Regions from separate parts of the Homo sapiens genome. Here region 2 is linked to region 1. A link is a loop called in an ENCODE intact Hi-C map of the cell type or tissue named here. Cell type or tissue: A673. All regions are shown on one strand.

Evidence for each region. A loop is a pair of places that touch in the nucleus more often than their neighbours do. Peaks named below come from ENCODE experiments on the same cell type or tissue, not always from the same donor. Only the 100,000 strongest peaks of a DNase experiment are listed, where the experiment ranks them.
Region 2: a loop joins it to region 1, with 9 times the contacts of the local background. A loop is called at or near these places in 3 of 110 quality-filtered maps.

The regions. Positions count from the first base shown.
Region 1 is chr6:112,499,821-112,507,820 of GRCh38, reverse strand. No RefSeq gene overlaps it. Among named protein-coding and RNA genes, the nearest start is that of RFPL4B, 160 kb to the right of the region's middle. RefSeq lists an enhancer at 2,698-6,710. In A673, a CTCF peak has its summit at 4,963 (motif pointing left); a DNase peak (open chromatin) is centred at 5,890.
Region 2 is chr6:112,769,686-112,777,685 of GRCh38, reverse strand. It overlaps LOC105377949 (a long non-coding RNA gene), which reads right to left. Exons shown (of 6, transcript XR_001744304.2): 6 at 7,860-7,954. All of the region lies in intron 1 of LOC107986634 (a long non-coding RNA gene), which reads left to right. Among named protein-coding and RNA genes, the nearest start is that of RFPL4B, 430 kb to the right of the region's middle. In A673, no CTCF peak of the experiment used is centred here; a DNase peak (open chromatin) is centred at 4,335.

The sequences.
Region 1 (8,000 bases):
TCAATTACATCTGCTTATGTGCATGTATGCTTATGTATACATGAAATAAATGGCAGCAGTGATGCAAGGAACAGAAAGGGAAAATTTGCATAAGGGGTTCATACTATGCATGAAGTGGTATATAGTGTTATATGAAAGTCAATTTGGATTAGTTGCAAAAGTATATTGCAAACTCTAGGGCAACCACACAAAAAGTTAAAAAGTGTAATTAATATGCTAGGAGAGAAGAGGAAACAGAATCATATAAAATATTCAACTAAAACCATAACAGAAAGAGGAACAAAGACCAAGGGCAAGAAATAGAAAATAGCAGCAAATATGGTAGATATCAATCCAACTGTATCAATAATCACTTTGAACATCAACGTTTAAGTACATCATTTAAAAAACACATTATCAGAGTAGAACAAGAAACAAGACCTAACTATATGTTGGCTACAGAAACCCATTTTAAATATAAAGATATATAAAGTTTAAAAATAAAGGACTCGCTCACACATGTAATCCAAGAGTTTTGGGAGGCCAAGGTGGGCAGATCACTTGAAGTCAGGGGTTCAAGATCAATCTGGCCAACATAGTGAAATGCCATCTCTATTAAAAATACAAAAATTAGCCAGGCAAGGTGGCATGCACCTGTAATCCCAGCTACTCAGGAGGCTGAAGCATGAGAATCACTGGAACCCAGGAACCAGAGGTTACAGTGAGCAGAGATCACGCCACTGCACTCCAGCCTGGGCAACAGAGTGAGACCTGGTCTCTAAATAAATAAATAAATAAATGGATGGAGAAAGATATTCCATGCTAACATGAATCAAAAGAATGCAAAAGTAGCAATATTCATTTCAGACAGAGCAGACCTCAACCAAGGAAAGTTATTGAGGATAAACAGAGGCATTGCATAATGATGAAGGGTCCATTCTCCAAGAAGACATAACTATCCTTAACGTGTATGCACCTAACAACAGTGTTAAAACACGTGAGACAAAAACTGATAGAGCTGCAAGCAGAAATAGATGAATCTATTAGTACAATTACTTAGCACCCCCCTGTCAGAAATAAACAGATCCAGAAGGCAGAAAATCAGTAAGAACATGGCTGAACTAAACAGCACCATCAATCAACTAGACATAATTGATATCTGTAGACTACTTTATCCAGCAACAGCAGAATAACACTCTTCTCAAGCTCACATGGAACATTTACCAAGGCAGACCACATTCTGGCCCATAAAACACACCTGAACACATTCAGAAGAATACAATTCATACAATGTTTGCTCTCAGACTACAGTGGAATTAAAATAGGAATCAATAACAAAAAGTTAGCTGGGAAATCCTAAAATACTTGAAAATTAAACAACACACTTTTAAATTACATTTAAGTCAAAGAAGAAATCTCAAGAGAAATTGAAAAAAAAAATTGAATTAAATAAAAATGAAACAAGTTGATGAGCTTTTAAAATTGAAATTATTAGGCTAGAAGAAACAAAGAAATAATATTTAAATTGAATTTAAATAAAAAACATTAAAATTTAGGAATATGCGATATGGTATTTTAAATAAAGTAGCATACAATATAATACTATGAGTTCTGGTCTGGGAGAAAACATGCCCATGCAGAAAGAAAGACACAATGCTCTCTAATTTGAGAATTGAAGTCTATGCGTGCTATGAAAATGGCTCTTTTTTTTTTTTTTTTGCAAAAGGATTATCTCTGTCATGTCTTCAACCTTAAGTTATTATGGAAATGCTATAGTACAATCAATGAGTCTTCTGCACACAATAGACTAGTGTTTAAGTTTTCTCAATCATGTGACGTTAGAAAATTAAGCAAAATTCTGACTCAATTTCCCCAGCTGTAAAAGGGGCATAAATCTCTGTTCTATCTTACAGCAGTATTGTGAGACTGTATTCACGCACCCTGCAGAGATTTATCAAGGACCTATTACACGCGCTGCATTTCAGTATTCTTAAACAAAGCCTGTAGGCTGGCTGGTCTCCTGAGTCTACTGAAAGGAAATAATGATAAAGCACCCGTTAGAGACCTCTTACTTAAATGGTTTAAATATATATATATATATGTATGTGAGTAAAATATGCTATTAAATTAAGTTAAAAACTTTAACCTGATTACAGGCTTCATACATCTCTTGTGCCATGCTATCCAGTAAGTTTATTTTCAGTAAGAACATATATTTCAGTGTGTACTTTTATAGGTAGTAGACAACCTAAAGTTAATTACATAACACTAAAGCAAGACTTTCTCCTATCAACAGCTTAAGAACTTTTAAATAAATAAGGACATAAATTACTAATAATAAATGTAGAAATGTTGCTATCACCCAATGTTGAAAACAATTCTGTTAACCCAGAATGCATAGCTGGGGCAAATAATCTTTAAAGAATTTGGGAAATTGTATCACTTTTACATTTCATCTCACAACAAGTATAATATTTCCAATGCTGTCCTCTGAGTGAGGATTATCAAAAGAATTGATTTTCATATTAAATTCCATCTAAAATGTACTATAGTTTCTTGGGTCATGAAACATAGATGCTCCATCTGGTTTGCAATGCTTATATCAGTTTGAGGTTAGTTTTTTTGGTTTTTGGTTTTTCTCCACCTAGAGAGCTTGTGCTCCCTCCACCCCTTTTTCTGAACAATAGATCTTTTAAAGACAAGAATCCACTGACCTTCTTCAAGGGTCATTTGGAACCTTGGGTAACATGTAACAGTTCTTACTGATGGACTTTCATACACAGTTACCAGAGACGTCTATGGTAAATAGGGTCTAGGGAAATACAAACCTGGATCTGTCTGCCAACTCATTATTAATACATGTGAATGGCCCGGACCCCTGACCTACACAGTGAATCTGTAAGCACAACTTCCCTCCTTCCTCTCTCCTCAGTATGACACTTTGGTGGTTGCTGGCTGTGCTTACTTTCCTCTATAATTTGTATTCATGTAACCTCCATTACAATATTAACTCAGATTTATTTTGTTTCCACATCTGTTCTTCTCAGCCCTGTTGATAGCACTTCATGGTAAGATGAGCTAGGGAAAGAAAATAAGCAGGGCATGTGGAGTTGCTGGGAATAGACATGGAGCTCTCTTCCTTTGATCTCCAAAGTCGTGTTTCTCCTACAGAGAGTTTCCTCTATGCATCATGGAAAGCATTAGGGGCTGAAGTCACACCACCGTGAAGTTTAAGAAGAGAAAAAGAGAAAGAAAAGACAACTAAAAGCTCTGGAATTCGAAATGAAGACTCCTTGTGCAGTCCTTAAATATTAAAATAAACATCTTTTAAAATCCTCAGGTGAACTCGTGCAAATTGCATATGCAAGTGCGTGTAGAAATGGAATTGTTTGATATATTTAACTCAAGACTTAAAGTACTCTTCAGATGAGTGTCTAATAGGAAAAAGAAAAATTTTATCACCAACAGGAGGATATTAATGTTGCTACAAAACTCAAAATATTCTGAAGTTCCCTGCTAATATTGCAGTGTCAGAGCTCGAAGAATTTTGATGATCATTCATCTCCCCATACTTACTTATTAACTAAATAATCATTATTAGCAACATATATGTGTTCATTGTCAAATTGGTTCATAGCCCTTTCACTGGCTTAACCATGAAAACATAAAATCTAGTCTATTATTTTCTCTAAAAAAACTAATGAAAGTTTTTCTGGGCATTAAAATCCTATGCCTAAATGTGATTTTAGTTTCATATCACATTTTTTTACTTTTCATTTTTCTTCAGGTAAAAAATAATCAAATCAAATTGTAGTTTCCATTTTACCCAGTTATTTTGGCCCCAAAGAGATGATAGTGAATAATTTAAATTATATTATATATTAATCATTTTTATTACGTTTTTGTTAGGCAGGAATAGTACCATTATTCCTCTATCCCTTCCCTTTAAAAAATTCAGAAATGGGCAATGGCTGTGAATATGGAAGGAGTTGTGCATAGTGTTTAAAAGTGTTAAATCTGAGCTGAGAGAAAATTAGTTCTTTTGCAAACAATGGAAAACCAGGGAATTATTTCATTGTCACGACCCAGTAGCCACCAGATGCTTAGAATTCCATGTATTTTAAAAACAAACCATTCAACGACTCCTTTGACACCCAAAGTATGTCAATAATTCAATGTATTAGTTGGATGCAAATTTTATACAATAAGGTATGGAAAGCAAACTGTAATTGGGAGTGCCAGAGTGAATGGAGCTCTATCCTTTGACAGAGCCCATTGTTGAACCCCAGCCTGAATCCCCGACCCTTTACTTTGCAGGGATACAATAGCCTTTGATATGAGATGGTGGGAAACAGACTCAGAGACTCATTTCACATTCAGTTGCAATTCATCAGTTTGGCGGGGACTTTTAACAGCTTTAATGACCACAGCAATTGATGGTTAAATCAATTTGTGCCGGTGACAGCATGGCTGGCCTCTAGACTGTAACAATCCAGGATTGCACTAGGCAGAAAAGACTGTTATTCAGATGTGCACGGCTCCTACTTAGCTCAAAGTGAGAACAACAGGGAGACAGAGTCTCTCACAGGGCAGGCCCTGGAGAATGCACTCATTCACTCCATTTGACTACACAATGCCAGAGCTTCTTTGTAAAGTGTCGCGGTAGAATTTTTTTTTTAAGTATTGTTGGAAGTAAAAATATACAGTAGGAGACAAAGGTTTCTAATATTTAACTATATCCTAAGAGAAAGTAGCAAGCCAGAAAGAATTTAACCTTTGTTTCTTTGATCGAAATGGGTGGTCCTACTACTACCATCACTAGACACCCCTCCTCCCGTAAAAAATTGAAAGAAAGGAAAAGAAAATCAACAGCAGAGATTATAACAGAGGAGGTTTCCATTTAGAAAAAAAAGGTGAAATGGTAATTAGAAAAACACCACCACCACATTCTGTGTCCAAGAAAAGGAAGAAATATTGCTCCCTCTTCTGTTTATCACAGGTAGTTTTTTTCCAAATAGAAGTCGTCTTTTTACATTTTTAAATATAAATGTTTACAGTGAAGAAACACGCCATCAGCATAGTGAGACGCCAGGCTGGCTTATATGATTTATTTATAATAAAAAAGTTAAATAAATAAATACTTTGCTAAGCCTACTTTATAATGTTTAAGAAATTTATAAGAAAATTTGACATTTTACAGGTGGGGGAAGGGACAGTCATTTCACCAACAGAACTTTTTGTGCCAGCACACATGAGTGTTAGAATGACTAATTCAACTCCATACAATACTTTACAAGTCTGCATAAAATTTGCTATGTAAGGCATCTCACTGTAACTTCAAATAATGGAGGACGCAAACATATCATTTAAACATCAGAATAATAACTGCTGGAATAACGTAAGGTCCACATATGCACTTTAATGAACTTCTAAGGTATGAAAACTAATTTAATAAGTGTTTAGGGTTTTTAAAAAAACAGGCATCATGCTACAAATTTTGCAAAACAGAAATCCTCTGTAAAAGTACAAAACTCAGACACATAAAGTATTAAATTCAGGACTTGATGGAATTGACCACAGGATGGAATTTTTGTGATCTTGAGTTACCTTTCATGCTCCATTAGAAATCAAACCAAATAATAAAATATTTTTTAAAGTTATTGAAAAGAAGGGGGAAAAGGAATCTCTCTTAGAACATAGGTGGATCCATGGGAAATGTATTGCACAAAACACGCAGCTATAGCACTGTGAAAAAAATGTAAACAACATTTTCCAACAGATTTGTCTAAACATTGAAAGAATATTGAGGTTGTACAGAGGAGGTCTTGGCACTGAGTCCAGAAGCTGAGCTTGGTAACTGGGGAGGGGGAAGAAAAGGAGGCGAGTTTCCATGGCAACGCTGGTGCTGCGTGCAAATGGAACAAGCGTGCATCTTCCCAAGGGAGGAAGGGAGCACGGAAAGTGGAAATGGAGGGGGAAGGGCAGTGTAGCTTCTGCAAGGCCAGTTTATGCTGAATAAGTGTTTTGTGTAAAACTGTGACATGATCTATATCAGAGTATATATTGTGAGAGACCTGAGATCCTCTTGTGATGTACTGAAGCAATGATTAAAGATCATTTTGCCTGGGAATATATATTTATCTTACAATATCCATTTTGGATGTATAAAAATATTGAATTCATCCTGTTGCATACATTGTCCTCTGCCTTCACAATAGAATAGCATGAGGTGACTAGAATAGAATTTTGCATGGATTTTCCATATCTTTATACCTGAGAGTCAAGTTTATATGGGAGAAAAAAAACCTTTTATGTCCTTCTCTTAGCTTAAAAGGCAGATAGATGTGGTTTCTTATAGTGTTAAATGTGAAACTTTATTCACAATCACGACAACAGTGTTTCATGTGTCACAAGGCAGAATATTACACGTAAGGAATAAGACTGTATAAAAGCTAACTGATAACATTACTTATCTCATTTAAATTAAATCATTATTAATATTTTATCCCATTATAAATGACAATGTGAAGATTAAAACAAAGTGACACCAAGAAGAGGTGACAGATGGAGAGCTAACTCTCCTCAATGCTCTAGAAATCAACATATTACTACTAAGGAAAAACCCTTTCATTGGAGGTCAGATTATAGTGCAAATTAGCATTGAGTAGAAATGCCCAAAATGTGGGCTTGATTGCACAAGAATTAAACTTACACCATTGCCTGATGGTTTTAACAATTAAAAATCTGGTTCATAATATATACTAGTCTATAAATTCTATGAAGGTAGTGGCTATGTTTACCTTTTCCACATAATAGTGTGAAGTTTCTCAGCAACCACCACAAAACCTACATATAGCAGATGCTCAATACATATTTGTTGACTACTGAATGAATAAAACAAACCGTTTTCAAAATTGGGAGAGACAATTTGTAAATGCACAGGAAAGAAATGAATCTTCATTCATCATCTCCGATATAACAAGCAGCATGCTCATATTATCTGACTTAACACTCACAAATACCTGCAAATGCTTTCATTATTATCCCCATTTTACAAATGAGAAAAGAGAATCTCTGGACATCTAGGTAATTTCCTCAAATTTACACCACTGAAAAAGCTTGTATTCAAGCCTAGTCCTGTCTAAATATGCAATTCATGATCTTTCAACTTCCTCTACTGACTACTTTATACCAGACAGCATTGAGTAGAGCCCACTTTGTCCAAATAGGAAGAACTGAAGTGCAAAGGACTCACTTGCCATACTCATCACTCTTCTTGGGAACCCTCTAAAAACCCAGAGTGCCATCCTTTTGGTGTCCCATCAGTACTGCTCCTTGAAAGCCAGTAGAGGCCAGAAACTGAAATCCAAAGTTGAATTAACCAAGTATAACTCTAAGCCCTTCATGTATAGCTGGGATTAAAACACTGTAGAAGTTATATATATATATAGTGTTCCCAAATTCTATTGAAGTCCTAAAGGAGCCCACATTTCTACTACCTAAATGCTGCTTCCCACACTTCATAATCAAGCCAAGCCACTTCAGCCAACACTAAGCCCCTTCGGACCAGCAAAGCCTTATCCAAATTCATTTCAACCCCTTCCCTTCCTCATCCTCCCTTTGTCTGCCTCCTTAAAAATTAGTTCCAGTGAATCCAAAGGAACCTCCATTCAACTGTCAGTAGATTTTACTACAAACTTAGTGTCTTCATAGAATAATCTCTCCAGTATATCCTAATGATCCTTTTCCTCTGAAATAGAGGTTGTTTGTCTTCCTTCTCCTTGCATTTCAAGGGTCATAACACTCCCAAGTTCCCACCAACATTTTCAACAATTGTTCTTTCACTCATGTTTGAGACTGTAGGATTCATCTTTATTTATGTGCTCACTCATTATAAGCAGATAATAACACGACAGGCATTGTCTCAAGACATTGTTTTATTTTCCATAATTCTTAAGTCCACTCCAAAAAGCAGTGGTTTTATACACACAACACCCCAAGCAAGTTTCAAACAGGTTAAA
Region 2 (8,000 bases), 270 kb before region 1:
TCAACATGGGGAAATACACATAAATCCCAATTTTTATCTACAAATTGTGTATTCTTAGATATCTCTTCATAACTATTTATTCTGTATAATATAGATAACAACATGCAAATGCTTATTAAAAGTCCTAATGCATGCCAGTGCTGCTTTGGTTAGGCCAATATCTTGGTTGGAACAAGCTACACAATGTGTGGTAGCAACTCCAAAACCATTAAGACTGAGTATGTTAAAATGTATTTCACTGTCATTTGGAGTAACCATGAGCCCTCCGGCTCTCCAGGATAGCTCGCTTCCAAGGGCTGATACAAGCATTTACACAGCTTCCATATTTTAGCATACAATCTGGAACACTTGGCCTTCAGAATCAAGGTAGAAGAGAAAGTGGAAATAAGTCACACATGCCTTGAGGTACTTTTGATTGAAAGTGATGCATGTTTCTGTATACTCAGAACTGGTGGCATGGTCACCACCAAACTACAAGGGAGTTTGGGAAAAGAGTACTGTATCAGGAATATTCAGTGAACTGTATTGTCTCTGGGATGTTGAAAAAACAATAAAATCATCAACAAAGATATTTAATGTATTGTACATATTTTAACAGTTATGATCTTTTTTATTTTATGTTATTTTATTCTAGTTTACTTTAACTTCTGGGATACATGTGCTGAACGTGCAGGTTTGTTACATGGGTATACATGTACCATGGTGGTTTGCTGCACCTATCAACCCATCATCTAGCTTTTAAGCCCCACATGCATTAGGTATTTGTCTAATACTCTCCCTCCCCTTTCTTTCCACCTCCCAACAGGCCCCGGTGTGTAATGTTCCCCTCCCTGTGTCCATGTGTTCTCATCTCCTCACCAGCATCTATTGTTTCCAGACGTTTTAATGATCACCATTCTAACCGGCATGAGATGGTATCTCATTGTAGTTTTGATTTGCATTTCTCTAATGACCAGTGATGATGAGCTTTTTTTCATAGGTTTTTTGGCCGCATAATGTCTTCTTTTGAGAGATGTCTGTTCATATCCTTCGTCCACTTTTTGATGGGGTTGTTTGTTTTTTTCTTGTAAATTTGTTTAAGTTTCTTGTAAATTCTGGATATTACACCTTTGTCAGAGGGGTAGATTGAAAAATTTTTCTCTCATTCTGTAGGTTGCCTGTTCACTCTGATGATAGTTTCTTTTGCTGAGCAGAAGCTCTTTACTTTAATTAGATCCCATTTGTCAATTTCGGCTTTGTTGCAATTGCTTTTGATGTTTTAGTCATTAAGTCTTTGCCCATGCCTGTGTCCTGAATGGTATTGCCTAGGTGTTCTTCTAGGGTTTTTATGGTTTTAGGTTTTACGTTTAAGTCTTTAATCCATCTAGAATTAATTTTTGGATAAGGTGTAAGGAAGGGGTTCAGTTTCTGTTTTCTGCATATGGCTAGCCAGTTTTCCCAACACCATTTATTAACTAGGGACTCCTTTCCCCATTGCTTTTTTTTTTTTTTTTTTTTTTGGTCAGGTTTGTCGAAGACCAGATGGTTGTAGATGTGTGGTGTTACTTCTGAGGCTGCTGTTCTGTTCCATTGGTCTATATATCTGTTTTGGTACCAGTACCACGCTCTTTTGGTTACTGAAGCCTTGTAGTGTAGTTTGAAGTCAGGTAGCATGATGCCTCCAGCTTTTTTCTTTTTGCTTAGGCTTGTCTTCGCTATATGGGCTCTTTTATGGTTCCATATAAAATTCAAAGTAGTTTTGCCTGATTCTGTGTAGAAAGTAAATGGTATCTTGATGAGAATAGCACTGAATCTATAAATTACTTTGGGTAATATGGCCATTTTTATGATATTGATTATTCCTATGATCTATTTTTAAAAGTGGTTTTGATGCTGATTTAAAGCCTGTATTTAGATAAGGAGTGAACATGTTCTTCATGTGTTCTACTTGTTTAGAATTTTAACCTTTCATAGCATTTTTATACATATCCAGTTTTAAAATATGGGTGTAAATTAAAATATGTTCTGTAACAGTAACAAATTTTGTTTTACAGTTCTGATTTGAAACTAGCTTTTATCTTTCATAGTAGATAGACACAGCAAGATTAATGGTAATATTTGTACTAAAACCTTATATAAGCTTATTAAAAGTGTCTAATAATAAAAGTGTTTAAATACTAAAGGAACAAAAAGAGTTCCTTTTGTTGATGGATGATGAAACCAAAGCTTATCAGAGAAGAGTCATTATGCATCATTATATAAATCTAAAAATAATATTTTTCATGGGTTAGTGAGGTTATTTTGAAAATTACAAGTGTAGCCTTTTGTTAAAAAAAATTGTCAAGATAAGTGTCTCTGAGGCTTACATTGTCTATGATGATTCTTTGTTGACAGAAAAAAAGTCTGCATCATTCTTCTCAAAAATGAAATAAAATTTCAAGAAAGCATATCCTAATAACAGGGATAGAGGTGTGATGGTATCATAATTTCATGGAGCACTAATACAAATTCAGGCAAAATTGATCTCCCGTGTTTTATCTATTAAGCAACATTTGGGAATGTGGTTTCTTTCAGTTGAAATTCTGAGTAAAAAGTTCATCAGAGTTGGTTTGACCAGATCTATATAGTGTGCGTGCTTTGAACTGTCTGCTATCATGCCAGTGCTCCATCTTTAATTGAGAAGACACTTCAATGGCAAAAGCTTGCAGCTACTTCTTCACGTGTGTAATTTTCTCTGGCACTGGAGACTGTCTATGACTCTAGTTTGTCAGAGGAGCTCTTAAAAATGGGAAAGTTTTAACAAATTAACATTATTTATACTCACTGACAAGTATCCAATGTACCTTAGCTGGTTCACTAAAGGTGTTACCAAAAAGGGGTCCCTATCCAGACCCCAAGAGAAGGTTTTCATTCAAAAAGAATTCGAGGCAGTGACCATAAAGTGAAAGCAAGTTTATTAGAGAAATAAAGGAATAAAGAATGACTACTCCATAGGCAGAGCAGCAGCTTGGGCTGCTCGACTGATAATACTTAATAGTTATTTATTGATTATATGCTAAACAATGGGTGGATTATTCAGGAGTTTTCCAAGAAAGAGGTGGACAATTCCCAAAACTGAGGGTTCCTCCCCTTTGTAGACTATGCAGCGTAACTTTCTGACATTTCCGTGGCATTTGCAAACTATCATGGCACTCGTGGGAGTGTCTTTTAGGCATGCTAATGCATTACAGTTAGTGTATAATGAGCAGTGAGGAAAACCAGAAGTCACTTTCATGACCATCTTGTTTTTGGTGGGATTTGGGGCTGGCTTCTTCACTGAAACCTGTTTTATCAGCAAGGTCTTTGTGACCTGGATCTTGTGCTGACCTCCTCTCTCTTCCTGTGACTTAGAATGCCTAACCTCCTGGGAATGCAGCCCAATAGGTCTCAACCTCAGTTTACCTAGCCCCTGTTCAAGACAGAGTCACCCTGGTTTAAATGCCTCTGACATAGTGACAGGGGTTTTAAAGTCAGATGTTTTAAACTCAATTTGTCGGCTACTATTACCAGCTGTTGTATAAAGCTTCTCAAATCAAACCTATTGATGCCTCCAGATGTATGTCCAGGTTTAGCTCCTGAGAAAGTAGGATATGCACCAAATGTAATTTTGACTTTAGTGTCTATAGGCACAAGTAAATTACACAGGCTTCATCCTTACCAGAAAAGACTCCATCTTATTCAAGAGATTCTTAGGTACACTGTTGAAACCTAGAGGGTGGTACAAACATTTCTTATTCTTCCCATGTGGCTGCCCTTTGGTTATGCCAAAGTCCCTTTTGATTAAGCATTCAAAGTGCCCTTTATATTCCTATCTCCCCCCCCCCATTTTTTTTACATCTTCCCTTTCCCTCATACTTCTCCATCTCTACCCACACACAAGCACACACCTGCATGGGTTCCTGGCTTCCACTGGGCATCACTGTCACTGAGATACTAGTAACTATATCAGCAAGGTCAAGTCTTGTTTCACTCTGGTGCACCTTTTGCTTTAGAGTGAAATGAATGTAAGGTAAACTTTTGGCTTCACTAATATGAATTACTTCTCTCAGCATTATTCTGATGCATTATTACCTTAAAATCTATTCTTACCTTGCAGAAGACCTAAAGAGACCATGTGAACACTTTCAAGTCCTTTAAATGAAATGGAGAGAAACAGGATGAAGGAAAAAGGAAACTGGCTCACAACTATCCTCCTCCCACTAATTACCAATGACTTAAGCCCTTCGAATCAAGTCATTTTTCAGGACCCAAGAGCTATTGGCCCAAATATCTGGCAGTTAATCCTAACACATTTTATTTTATCATCAGATTCAATGTTTAATCTTCCTAAGATGCCAAAGTGATTAGTGATTATGACTCAGTACAAATGTGCTTAAATTACCAAAAATTTGAATTTTACACATTTTTTATTAACAGAGAAGCTGAGACTAAGCTGATATTTCCTGTACCAACACTAAAAGCCAACTATCTGGAAGTATTCATTAAAACGAAGAGATGATCATTTTTCTTAAACAATTGCATACCAAATCCAAATTAAACAATTTGCTCATTTATTTTTCCTGTTTCCTGATCTACATTTCAATTCCTCTTATTTAGGAATCTGTATTTACTCATAACTCTTAGCAATCATTAAATAAAACATAACATAAATAGAAAAGTAGTCTGACATATTATACTTCAAAGTCAGAAATAATATGCTAAATTTACTTTCCCAGTTCTCCTTGAAAGGATTCAATAAATTATTCTGAGAGTTATTTCAGGAGTATTGACTGAAGAGCATGGCTTTAATTTTCAGCTTTTAACCATAGCATAGAGGATCCTACAGAGATGTTGCTAACTCCTCAAGTGCCTTACCTGGACTGGAGAGTGGGGAGGAGAATATAAACCAAATAAAAACTACCTTTGTGCGCATTCATATACTGGTTTATCATTCAAAGTTTCACAGATAATAATCAACAATGTACAGGATAAATTTCTCTGTTGGGAGTTTTAATCGGTTGAAGAAAAACAGTCTCTAAGGATCTTATCAGTATTTGGAAAATACAATTACATCAAGTTTATACATTGACTCTACCAGTTCCACTTCTTCACATTACTTTGATTAATTTCTTCACACACACACACACACACACACACACTTAATTTTTAACTTTCCTATAGTCCTAAAAGTCAACGGCAAAAAATTTTCAAATATGAGAAGTCCATAAAAATGTTTAAATGCTGGTAATGGTTAAAATTAACAGACAAATCAATGGAAAAGAATAAATAGTCTAGAAATGGCTTCACTTACTGGAAAGTCATATATTATTAAGGACTTGACAAGTTTGGAAGGACAGGATTATTAATTATTGAATAAATGATGTTTGAAAAACTGGTTATCTTTTTTTTAAAAAAAGTAAAGGTAAATTTAGACCATTATCACAGTGTTACCAAATAAAATATAAGCTGATTGAGGTAAACATAAAAGTTACAGAAAAATTGGAAGAAAACAGAAATCAAAAAGTATCAAATGTCAGGAATGGCATGGTATCTAGAAGCAATGAGAAACAAACTAAATAAAAGATAAACAGCTTTGCATACACACACACAAACTAAAGTTTTTGAAGGTCAAAAAATATAAGGTAACAGATGAGATATTGGGAATGAATTTTAGGAAGTTTTACGAAGAAAATATATGCATTTCAGGCAAATACACAAGAGGAACATCAGACTAACATGAGCAACCGCATAAATAGATCATACGTGATTAAAAATAAAATACAGGTTAGGCATGCCTAATGCAGAAATCCAAAATCTCAAATGCCCCAAAATTCAAAACTTTTTGAGCACCAAAATTATAGGTGGAAAATTCCACACATAAGTACAATCAATAAGTGTGGATACTTCCACACCTAAGTACCATCTTTGCTTCATGCACAAAATTATTAAAAATATTGTACACAATTACCTTCCGGCTATGTGTGTAAGATGTATATGAAACATAAATGAATTCTGTGTTTAGACTTGGGTCCTATCCCCAAGAGTTCTGATTATACAAATATTCCAAAATCCAAAAAAAATCTGAAATTGGAAATGCTTCTGGTCCCAACCATTTTGAATAAGTAATACTCAACCTGTAATATAAAGTACCTAGTGATAAAAGAAAATAAAAATAGTCTAAGTTCATCCATATGTACTTTTAGATTATATGTAAAAATATTAACACTGTATATACATCAGACAAAAAGATCCTTTAATCTAATATACCTGTAATATAAAGTACCTAGTGATAAAAGAAAAGAAAAATAGTCTAAGTTCATCCACCTGTACTTTTAGATTATATGTAAAAATATTAACACTGTATATACATTAGGCAAAAAGATCCCTTAATCTAATATACATGCAAATTAAAAAGTGTGACATGATGATTCATTTTTTTAGCTATTAATGAAGCAAAGATTTTACAAATAAAAACATCCAATGCTGGTGAGTATGGACATTTCCAAAGACTGTTGCTAATAGTTTAAATATCTACTTTGGAAAGAACGTGACAACACTTATATAGCAATGTGTGAAAATTGAGCCCTTTGTAAATCAGTTTTGGTTGGGGCCCCAACATGATAGGTGATAAATAATCCCCTGTTTTATGATGAAGTGCTAGACCATCTGCAGGAGCTGCAGAGGAAGAGTCCAAAGTCAACAGAAACTCAATACATCATTTACCTCCTTGCTATATAAACAAAGGCCAAGAATTTAATTAAATAAGTGGAAGGCTTAAGAGAGGTGGTGTTTAGAGAAATATAGGGGTGCTTTTTTTCTTACTTCCAGAGTAGTCAGAAGTAATTTAAAGAAACAATTTAGAATCTTTAATGTGTTCCCTAAGTTGAGGGACAATGGAGGGTGAAGGGGTGGTCTCCTGAAGGAGCTTCTGATAAACCCGAGATACCTAAATGGAAAGAATGCTGAAGGGACCCGAAATAGCACTGTAGAACAACTCTCTCACTGACAGAGTGAGAGGTGTTTGTAAGGCATGTGATGGGAAATTGCTGGAGGGCTTGGTGCAGGGAGGTGAAGTGATCTGATTTATGTTTTTAAAAGCTTACTCAGGCTGAGGAGTGGACTAATGATAATAGTAATTGTAATGGTTAACTTTTTGTGTTCACTGGACTTGGCCATTGAATGCCCAGACATTTGTCAGACTATTCTGAGTGTGTCTCTGAGGGTGTTTCTGGATGAGATCAACATTTGAATCAACAGACTGAGTAAAGAAGACTGCCCTCCCAAGTGTGGGTGGATACCACTTAATCAATTGAAGATCTGAACAGAACGAAAGGGCTAAGAGGGAACGCCTGATTTCTCACTGCTTGAGTTGGACCATTAGTCTTTTCCTCTCTTCAGACTTTGTATTATTCTATTTTCATATGGCTATAGATAACTGCCTGAGACTGGGTAATTTATAACGGAAAGAGGTTTAATTGACTCATAGTTCTGTATGGCTGGGGAGGCCTCAGAAAACTTACAATCATGGCAGAAGGTAAAGGGGAAGTAAGGCACCTTCTTCACAAGGAGGGAGAAGTGCTGAGCAAAAGGGGAAAGAGTCCCTTATAAAACCATCAGATCTCATGAGAACTCACTATCAGGAGAACAGCATGGGAGAAACTGCCCCCATGATTCAACTGCCTCCACCTGGTCTCTTCCTTGACAAGTGGGGATTACAGGGATCACAGTTCAAGATGAGACTTGGGTCGGGACACAAAGGCTAGCCGTGTCAGACTTCAACTGAAAAATTACCTCTTTTTGAGTCTTGAGCCTGCTATCTTTTAGACTGGAACTACACCATCACCTCTCCTGGGTCTCTAGCTTGCAGACTACAGATTTGGGGACTTTTTAATCCATCATAATCGTGTGAACCATTCCTTTTATTAACTCTCTTCTTGGTTCTGCTTTTCTTGTGAACCTAATATGGTAAAAATAACAATATTATTAATATTAACATGGAGTGT